2 separate regions of the Homo sapiens genome follow, and region 1 is linked to region 2. A link is a contact called in ENCODE Hi-C or POLR2A ChIA-PET data. All regions are on one chromosome and are shown on one strand. The core of a region is the stretch at or near the end of the contact, and the rest is flanking DNA. Distances in the headings are between cores, read along the strand shown. Region 1 overlaps FGD2 (FYVE, RhoGEF and PH domain containing 2). Region 2 has its middle 14 kb from the start of PIM1.

Region 1 (4,661 bases), core at 1,056-3,555, 130 kb before region 2:
GCACCCTCCCGGCACCTGCCCCTTGTGGGCACACACGCGACAGGTTCAGGCAGGCTGGGGTTTGACTGCAGCTCTGCCACTGGCCAGCTAGCTGTGTGACCACAGGCACTTGATGGGACCTCTCTGAGCCTCAAGGACCAAGGACCCCTCCATTCAGTACTGCTGTAAGGATTGGAGATAGTGATTGTCAAGCCCCCAGACCAACATCTGGCACTTGCGGCTGCTCTGCTCCCTGACAGTCCCTCCTTCTGGTTTTAGAAAGGGTCCTCAGCCACGCCTGACCAGAGCCTGATGTGCAGCTTCCTGCAGCTCATCGGGGACAAGTGGGGCAAGAGCGGCCCCCGGGGCTGGTGTGTGATCCCTCGGGATGACCCCCTCGTGCTCTATGTCTATGCTGCCCCTCAGGTAAGGCCACCACCTGCCCGCCCCCCGTCAGGCCCTGGCCTTCCCACAGCGTGTGTGTGAAGGGGGTCAGGGGTGAGTATTGCTAGCTCCATATGTCAGATAGGGAAACTGAGGCCCAATGAGGATATGGTATCCTGGAGTCTCAAGGTTGGTAGGTTTCAGAATTGTGCCCTGACTCTAGGTCACCACTGCTTTGCCCTCAGAGGCAGCCAGTTCTTCTGTCCTCTTCCTCGATGGCCTTCACCAGCCCACCCCCAACCCATGGGGGTTTAGGGTGTGAGCTGTGCGTGCGTGGCTGTTGCCTTCACGATGGCTATCTGGGGCAGTAGGACTGAGAGGGGACAGTGGCCCACTGCTCTCTCCTCCCCCCAGGACATGAGGGCTCACACCTCCATCCCCCTGCTGGGCTACCAGGTGACTGTTGGGCCCCAGGGGGACCCTCGGGTCTTCCAGCTACAGCAGTCAGGCCAGCTCTACACCTTCAAGGCCGAGACGGAGGAGCTGAAGGGCCGCTGGGTGAAGGCCATGGAGCGGGCGGCCAGTGGCTGGAGCCCCAGCTGGCCCAACGATGGGGACCTGTCCGACTGAGCCACTGCCAGCCGCTCTCCTGCCCACCTCTCCCCACCCTGAACCCAGCTCCTGCCACAGACTGACCCTGTGGCCTCAGTGACCCACTGCCCCAAGTGGTGCTTTCAGAGAATTGATTCAGCCATCTGCGCCCAGGCCACGTGTCCCGATCTGGGATTAGAAAATATGGGTCCATTCCTTTCTAGAAAGGGGACAACCAAGTGTCTCAGTTTGCCTTGCGGGGAGGGGGCTCCTGGGCCATGGGACTTCCAGTGCTAAAACTGGGAAAGCCCCAGGTAACCCCGGACTGGTGGTCACCATAGTATGGTTTTTCATTTGTATCTCCTGGGGAGCTTTTAAAGAGTACTGGTGAAAAACACATAGTAAATTAATTTTAAAAATGTAAAAAACAATGCCTGTACTGAAGTACCACCACCGATTTAAATGGGCTGAGTTGGGGGAGGCATGGGGTCTTTTTTTTTTTTTTTTTGAGACAGAGTCTTACTCTGTTTCCCAGGCTGGAGTGCACAAACATGGCTCACTACAGCCTCGCTCTCCCGGGCTCCAGTGATCCTCCCGCCTCAGCCTCCCAAGTAGCTGGGATTATAGGTGTGTGCCACTGTGCCAAGCTAATTTTTTTATTTTTTGTAGAGATGGGATTTCACCATGTTACTCAGGCTGGTCTCAAACTCCCAGCCTCAAGCGATGCTCCCACCTCCACCTCCCAAAGTGCTGGGATTACAGGCGTGAGCCACCATACCTGGCGCATGCATATTTTTTAAGAGTACCCACTGGAGTCTAATATATAGCCTGGGTTACCTGGGATGAAGAATAAAGAGAGCAAACTACCACAACCAATGGTTGAGCCCCTGTCAAGTGCCAGTCATGATAGTAGTAATAATAATAATAAACATCTATTGGACCAGGCTCTGTGCAAGGTGTTTTATGTGGATTATGTCATTTTACCATCCAGAGTTATCCCCATTTCCAGATGAAGACACCGACTCAGAGAGGTTTAGTAATTGGCTCAATTGGTCATGTAGCTCGTAGATGCCAGAGCCAGGTTTTAACCCGGTGAACTAAGGTCAAAGCTCTTTCTATCATGGAGCAGAACAATAAGACAAGCAGAGAGGGGAGGAGAGTGAGGAGAAGCAAAAGAGAGGGAAAGAGAGTGAAGAAGCTGGGAAGACAAGAGAGAAAGGTGAATGGTGGGAGGAAGGGTGACGGGAGGAGCATCCCTGTCCCCTCATCCCCACCTCGCTGGTGGGTGAGGATGCTTTTTCATAAGAGACCACCAGGGGGTGGCAGTGGTCAGCAGGCCACATGCAGTGGCCCCAGCAGTGGCCAGAACACCCTCAGCTGCTCTCAGCAGGTCCAGCCATTGCTGGGCTCTGCCCTGAAAGGAGGAAGCATGGATGAGTCACAGGTTTTTGTCCCATCACAGGCCCAGCAGCTTTGCCTGCCTCCAACCTGAGGCCACTTCCCTCCTGTAGGGTGTTTGTTTGTTTATTTGAGACAGGGTTTTGCTCTGTCATCCAGGCTGGAGTGCAGTGGTGTGATCAGAGCCCACTGGAACCTTGACCTTCTGGGTTTAAGCTATCCTCCTTCCTCAGCCTCCTGAGTATCTAGAAGCACAGGTGCACGCCACCACATCCAGCTAATTTTTAAAATTTTTGTAGAGATGGGGTCTCACTATATTGCCCAGACTGACCTCAAACTCCTGAGCTCAAGCAATCCTCCTGCCTTGGCCTCCTAAAGTGTTGGCATTATAGGCATGAGCCACCATGCCCGGACAGCATCAGCATTTTATTTATTTTTTATTTTTATTTTTATTTTTGAGATGGAGTCTGTCACTCTGTCACCCAGGCTGGAGTGCAGTGACGCCATCTTGGCTCACTGCAACCTCTGCCTCCCAGGTTCAAGTGATTCTCCTACCTCAACCTTCCAAGTAGCTGGGATTACAGGCGTGCGCCACCATGCCCGGCTAATTTTTGTATTTTTAGTAGAGACGGGGTTTCACCATATTGGCCAGGCTGGTCTCAAACTCCTGAACTCCGGTGATCCACCCATCTCAGCCTCCCAAAGTACTGGGATTACAGGCATGAGCCACTGCACCTGGCCTGCATCAGCATTTTAAAACTCGCCAATGATGCTGAAGGCAGCTGGCTCGGTGACAGCAGAGTCGATTCTGCAGCACTGATACCTAAGCTTTTCCAGGGGTTTAATCTGAGTGGGAGTATGGAGAGTGGCTTCACTGTGGAGCAAAATGAGGTAGCCGTCAGGAGAGGGAAGCGAGGGCACACAACCTTTGTGCTGTCATTGTTAGGTTTACTGAGGTGTAATTTACAGACTGTAAAATCCACCCTTATTAGTATATTTTCTAAGTTTTGGCAGAAGAGTACAGTCATACAGCTACCACCACAATCCCCCTATAAGTGTCCCCATGCCACCCTTTGTAGTCAACCCACACCCCTACTCCTTGCCTCTGGTAACCATTGATCTGTTTCTGACTGATAATTTTGCCTTTTCCAGATGTCATTTAAATGGAACCATAGCTTTTTAAGCCTGGCTTCCTTTACTCAGCATTATATATTTGAGATTCATCCATTTTGTTCTCCATGTCAGTAGTTCATTCCTTTTTCATTGCTGAGTAGTATTCCATTGCATGGGCATACCACAGTTGTTCATCTGTTTACCAGGTTAAGTATACTTGGGTTATTTCCAGTTTGGGGCAATTATGAATAATACTCCTATGAACTATAAACGTTCATGTTCAGTGTTTGTGTGAGCACGTTTTCTTTTCTCTTAGGTAAATACCTAAAATTGGGTCACTGAGTAAGTGTCTAACTTTATCAGAAACTACCAAGCTGTTTTCCATATTGGTTGTACCATTCTGCATTCCTACCAGCAATGTATGACATTTCCCCTGCTCATGCATTTGGTATAGTCAGGTTTGAAGTTTGTTTTTTTAAAATTAATAATTTTAGACATTCTGGTGAATGTATAGGGCTCATGACCTTTTAAATGTTTATGATACAAAGAAATGCATACAGGCTCACATCTGTAATCCCAGCACTTTGGGAGGTCAAGGCAGGAGGATCGCTTGAGCCCAGGAGTTTGAGTCTGTAATGAGCTATGATTGTACCACTGCACTCCAGCATGGGTGACAGACTGAGACCCTGTCTCAAAATGAAAAAAAAGTAGGTATTTTGCAAATGATTATTACCTACTATGTGTACCTAATACGTGCCAGGTAGTATACTACTTATACTACTTTTTCTTTTCTTTTTTTTTTTTTTTTGAGATGGAGTTTTGCTCTTGTTGTCCAGACTGAAGTGCAGTGGCACGATCTCCGCTCACTGCAACCTCTGCCTCCCAGGTTCAAGCGATTCTCCTGCCTCAGCCTCCCAAGTAGCTGACATTACAGGTATGCACCACCACGCCCAGCTAATTTTGTATTTTTAGTAGAGACGGGGTTTCACCATGTTGGCCAGGCTGGTCTCAAACTCCTGACCTCAGGTGACCCACCTGCCTTGGCCTCCCAAAGTGCTGGGATTACAGGTGTGAGCCACCACGCCTGGCAAGGTAATATGCTACTACTTTCCAAATCTCAGGGGCAGCTGATATCATGCAAAGGGCACCCCCTTGATAGCCTGAAAAGCTCAAATTCCAGTTCTGTTGAAGGCTTG
Region 2 (5,079 bases), core at 1,061-3,560:
TTCACTGCAACCTCTGCCTCCCAGGTTCAAGCGATTCTCCTGCTTCGGCCTCCCACATAGCTGGGATTACAGGTGCCCGCCACCACATCCAGCTAATTTTTTTTATTTTTAGTAGAGACGGGGTTTCACCATGTTGACCAGGCTGGTCTCGAACTCCTGGCCTCATGATCCATCCACCTCAGCCTCCGAAAGTGCTGGGATTACAGGCATGAGCCACCGCGCCTGGCTCACTCCTTCCTTCCTTCCTTCATCTTTCCTTCCTTCCTTCTCTTTCCTTCCTTTTCTTTCTTTCTCTCTTTTTCTTTCTTTCTTTTTTCTTCCTCTCTCGCTTTCTTTCTTTTTTTTTTTTTTTTGACAGAGTCTTAGCCAGGCACAGTTACTCATGCTTGTAACCCCAGCACTTTGGGAGCCTGAGGCAGGCGGTCACTTGAACTTAGGAGTTTGAGATCAGCCTTGGAAACATGGTGAAACCCCATCTCTACAAAAAATACAAAAATTAGCCAGGCATGGTGGCACATGCCTGGAGCCCCTGCTACTTGGAAGGCTGAGGCAGGAGGATCACTTGAGCCTGGGGAGGTGGAGGCTGCAGTGAGCTGTGATCGCATGCCACCGCACCCCAGCTTGGGCGACAGACTGAGAATCTGTCTTAAAAAAAAAAAAAGTGAAAAACAGAGAATCTTGCTCTGTTGTCCATGCTGGAGTACAGTGGCACAATCTCAGCTCCCTGCAAATTCCACCTCCTGGGCTCAAGTGATCCTCCCTTCTCAGCTTCCAGAGTAGCTAGGACTATAGGTATGTGCCATCAGCCTGGCTAATTTTTGTATTTTTTTATAGAGACAGGGTTTTACCATGTTGCCCAGGCTGGCCTTGAACTCCTGGGCTCAAGCGATCTACCTGTCTTGGCCTCCCAAAGTGCTGGGATTACAGGTGTGAGCCACTGTGCCTGGTGTAAAATTTTTCATAAAGTGTATTAGTCTGCTAGAGCTGTCATAACAAAGGACTACACAATCTGGATGCCTTAAACAACAGAAATTAAATTTTGATCCAATTCTGGAGATTAGAAGTCCAAGGTCCTGATGTCTGTAGGGTCAGTTTCTTTTGAAGCCACTCTCCTGGGCTTGTAGACAGGTGTCTTCTCAGGGGTAGAGCATTTGACTGCAGATGGCTGTCTTCTCCTCCCTGTATTTTCTTTTTTTTTTTTTTCCCCTTTGTTATTGTTGTTGGAGACAGGGTCTTACTCTATCCCAGGCTGGAGTGCGGTGGTACAATCATGACTCACTACACTCTCGAACTCCTAGGCTCAAGCAATCCTCCCACTTCAGCCTCCTGAGTAGCTGGGACTACAGGTGCATACCACCATGCCTGGTTATTTTAAAAAATATCTATTTTTTGGTAGAGACCGGGGTCTCACTATGTTCCCCAGGATGGTCTTGAACTCCTGGCCTCAAGCAATTTTTTTTTTTTTTTTTTTTTTTTTTTAGACAGAGTCTTGCTCTGTCGCCCAGGCTGGAGTGTAGTGGTGTGATCTCGGCTCACTGCAACCTCTGCCTCCTGGGTTCAAGTGATTCTCCTGCCTCAGCCTCCCAAGTAGCTGGGATTATAGGTGCCCACCACAACATCCAGCTAATTTTTTTGTATTTTTAGTAAAGATGGGCTTTTACCATGTTGGCCAGGCTGGTCTCGAACCCCTGTCCTCACGTGATCCGCCCGTCTTGGCCTCCCAAAGTGCTGGGATTACAGGCATAATCCACCACACCCAGCCTCATCTCCTCTTCTTATAAGGATACCAGTCATATTGCATTAGGGTCTACACATATGACCTCATTTTACCCTAATTACTTCTTAAAGGCCCTATCTCCAAATACAGTTATATTTTCTGAGGTACTAGGGAGTTAGGACTTTTACATGAATTTTGGGGGACACAATTCAATCCGTTACATAAAGTAAACCTAAAAGTATTAATCATCATATGAAAAGAGTAGGATAATGGGATGTTGGTTTTCTGCCGAGCCATATTCACTCCTGTGGTTCAGTTTTAGAAATATTTATTAATATCCACTGTGTTCAAGTCTTGATGCTAGGGAAACAAAAACTGCAAGGACACAGGCTCTGCCTTCCAGGAGTTCACAGACTCTCTGGAGAGCCATGAGACAGACCATGGGTTCTGAAACCCCAAGGTACACTGGAGTCGCCTGGAGTGCTTATCAAAACACAGATCGCTGGGCTCCACCCCCGGAGTTTCTGATTCAGTGGGCAGGCAGTGGGCCCGATAATTTGCATTTCTGACAAGTTTCCAGGTGCTGCTGGTCCGAAGACCACACACTTTCAGAACTACCGAACTAGACATATCAAGAGCACGTGTGATGTGTATGATTGAGGTGGCACAGGTGCACAGAGACGAGACCATTTTCTGTTTTCATGCTAAAGCAGTTGAGGAGACAACTGGGAAAGTCCCTCTGCACCTGAAAATTCCCCAGGAAAAGTTCTAGTTAGCATTTAGACCTTGAACTTGTAAACATATTACAGCAAAAAATATGCATTGCCTATGCCATTAATTTGCCACTTGGTAAATACTACCTTTCGTTACTAATTATATCTCTATAAGAACCTAGGGTAACAATAAAGTCTGAGTTCACTATCCTTGTTCTGCAAATGCTATGAGAACTTTGGCAAATTACTTCCTGTCTCTGAGATTTGGTTTTGGTCATCTGTAAAATAGAGATTAGGACAGTCAAGGTGGTTTGCACCTGTAGTTCTAGCACTTTGGGAGGCCAAGGTGGGAGGATTGCTTGATGCCAGGATTTTGAGACTAGCCTGGGCAACAGAACAAGACCCCCATCTCAAATTATATTTAAAAATGTTTTTGAGACAGGTTCTCACTCTGTTGCCCAGGCTGGAGTGCAGTGGTGTGATCATAGCTCACTGCAACCTCAAGCAATCCTCCCACCTCAGCCTCCTGAGAGGCTGGGACCACAGTCGCATGCCACTACGCCTTGCTAATTTTTAAAAAATTTTGGGGGCTGGATGTGTTGGTTCAGGCCTGTAATCGTAGTACTTTGGGAAGCTGAGGCTGGTGGATCACTTGAGCTCAGGAATTTGAGACCAGCCTGGGCCACATGGCAAAACTCTGTCTCTACAAAAAATACAAAAATTAGCTGGTCATTGTGGCATGTGCCTGTAGTCCCAGCTACTTGGAAGGCTGAGGTGAGAGGATCACTCGTGCCCGAGAGGTTGAGACTGCAATGAGCCGAGGTTGTGCCACTGCACTCCAGCCTGGGCGACAGAGTGAGACTGTCTCAAAAAAACAACACACATACCCACACACCAACTCCACACACAAATTTTAGGTAGATACAGGGTCTCACTCTTGCCCAGGCTGGTCTCAAACTCCTGGGTTCAGCATTCCTCCTGCCTCGGCCTCCCAAAGTGCCGGGATTACAAGTGTGAGCCACTATGCCTGGCCTATATGTGATTCCTTAAGCAGGAATTAGGACCATATCTTTTGCCTCTGTATATAACTCCATGTATTTAGCACAGTACTTTAAACATAGTAGCTGTTCAGTAAAGGTTTATTAATTAATTGACCAAATCAGTCAGTATCACTGCAAGATACAAAAGATTCTTATGGGCCAGGTGAAGTGGCTCACGCCTATAATCCCAACACCTTGGGAGGTCGAGGCGGGCGGATCACGAGGTCAGGAGTTAGAGACCAGCCTGACCAACATGGTGAAACCCCATCTCTACTAAAAATACAAAAATTAGCTGGGCGTGGTGGCAGGTGCCTGTAATGCCAGCTACTCAGGAGGCTGAGGCAGGAGAATAGCTTAAACCCGGGAGGTGGAGGTTGCAGTGAGCCAAGATTGCGCCACTGCACTCCAGCCTGGGCGACAGATTGAGACTCCAACTCAAGAAAAAAAAAAAAAGATTCTTATCTTACTGCTATAAAGATTGTAGTTTCCCTTTAAGCTAAGGCTAACCCTTACCCCATATGCCTGGCCACTAAAAGCTCTCATTTTTAGCAGCCATTCTTCTTTGACACTACTCACCTACATGGTCAACTTTTAACATTGTTCCAATCACCATTCATTTCTTTTGCACACATATTGAAGGAAATTATCCATGAACTCTATTGTCTTTCCATTCATTACCTTACATCCTGATTGTATTTAATCTGGCTCAGAGCCCTCCATGCTCTGAGTGTGAACTCTAACACACAAAGAGCTACCCCATACATTGTCCCCCAATTAGGGCTTGTGTCTGTCTGATCTGTAGACCTTGGGCAAGTTATTTACCTTCTTGGGTAAAATAATAAGATAACTAAAGAAAAAAAGTGTCATACAGATATAAATAACATGTACAAATGTGTATGTGCCATATATATGCCCCATAAAGTGATTAGTTAGAATAGTTCTTAGCACATAGTAATTGCTCAGTTAATATTATATATTATCTCTACAAATTAGACTATATCTATTTCTCTAGGTCTTTGACTTAGGAATCTGGCAATCTTAATTTATAGAAGCACTTTTCTGAAAGAGGTAAAAATTTTCTTTGAAATCTCTCTATATATTTTTTATTTATTTTATTTTTTTGAGACGGAGGGAGCCCCAGGCTGGAGTGCAGTGGTGCAATCTCTGCTCACTGCAAGCTCTGCCTCCCGGGCTCACGCCATTCTCCTGCCTCAGCCTCCCCAGTAGCTGGGACTACAGGCGCCCGCCACCACGCCCGGCTAATTTTTTGTCCTTTTAGTTGAGACGGGGTTTCACTGTGTTAGCCAGGATGGTCTCGATCTCCTGACCTCGTGATCCGCCCGCCTCGGCCTCCCAAAGTGCTGGGATTACAGGCATGAGCCACTGCACCCTGCCTATTTTTTTATTTTTTATTTTTTTGAGACGGAGTCTCGCTCTGTGGCTCAGGCTGGAGTGCAGTGGCGCGATCTCGGCTTACTGCAAGCTCTGCCTCCCAGGCTCACGCCATTCTCCTGCCTCAGCCTCCCCAGTAGCTGGGACTACAGGCGCCCGCCACCACGCCCGGCTAATTTTTTGTCTTTTTAGTTGAGACGGGGTTTCACTGTGTTAG

The links. Hi-C counts contacts between places; a loop is a spot of excess contacts on that map. ChIA-PET counts read pairs that join two places held with the same protein, here RNA polymerase II (POLR2A). Pooled maps may share reads with other maps.
Region 1: a pooled map shows a loop between it and region 2 (2.6-fold over the local background). The contact joins two enhancer-like sites. A Hi-C loop is called at or near these places in 1 of 168 maps with a recorded cell type or tissue (CD14-positive monocyte), 1 of 37 single-sample maps with no recorded cell type and 4 of 50 pooled maps. POLR2A ChIA-PET finds 5 or more read pairs at or near these places in 21 of 52 experiments (B cell, CD4-positive, alpha-beta T cell, CD8-positive, alpha-beta T cell and 13 more).

Annotation. Positions count from the first base shown.
Region 1 is chr6:37,027,171-37,031,831 of GRCh38, forward strand. It overlaps FGD2 (FYVE, RhoGEF and PH domain containing 2), which reads left to right. Exons shown (of 16, transcript NM_173558.4): 15 at 259-405; 16 at 778-1,899. The coding sequence ends at 993. Among named protein-coding and RNA genes, the nearest start is that of FGD2, 24 kb to the left of the region's middle. RefSeq lists an enhancer at 2,473-2,552. Within about 2 kb of position 2,306, at least 5 of the 41 ENCODE cell types and tissues checked have a DNase peak (open chromatin) inside an H3K27ac peak, as active enhancers do.
Region 2 is chr6:37,153,306-37,158,384 of GRCh38, forward strand. No RefSeq gene overlaps it. Among named protein-coding and RNA genes, the nearest start is that of PIM1, 14 kb to the right of the region's middle. Within about 2 kb of position 2,311, at least 7 of the 41 ENCODE cell types and tissues checked have a DNase peak (open chromatin) inside an H3K27ac peak, as active enhancers do.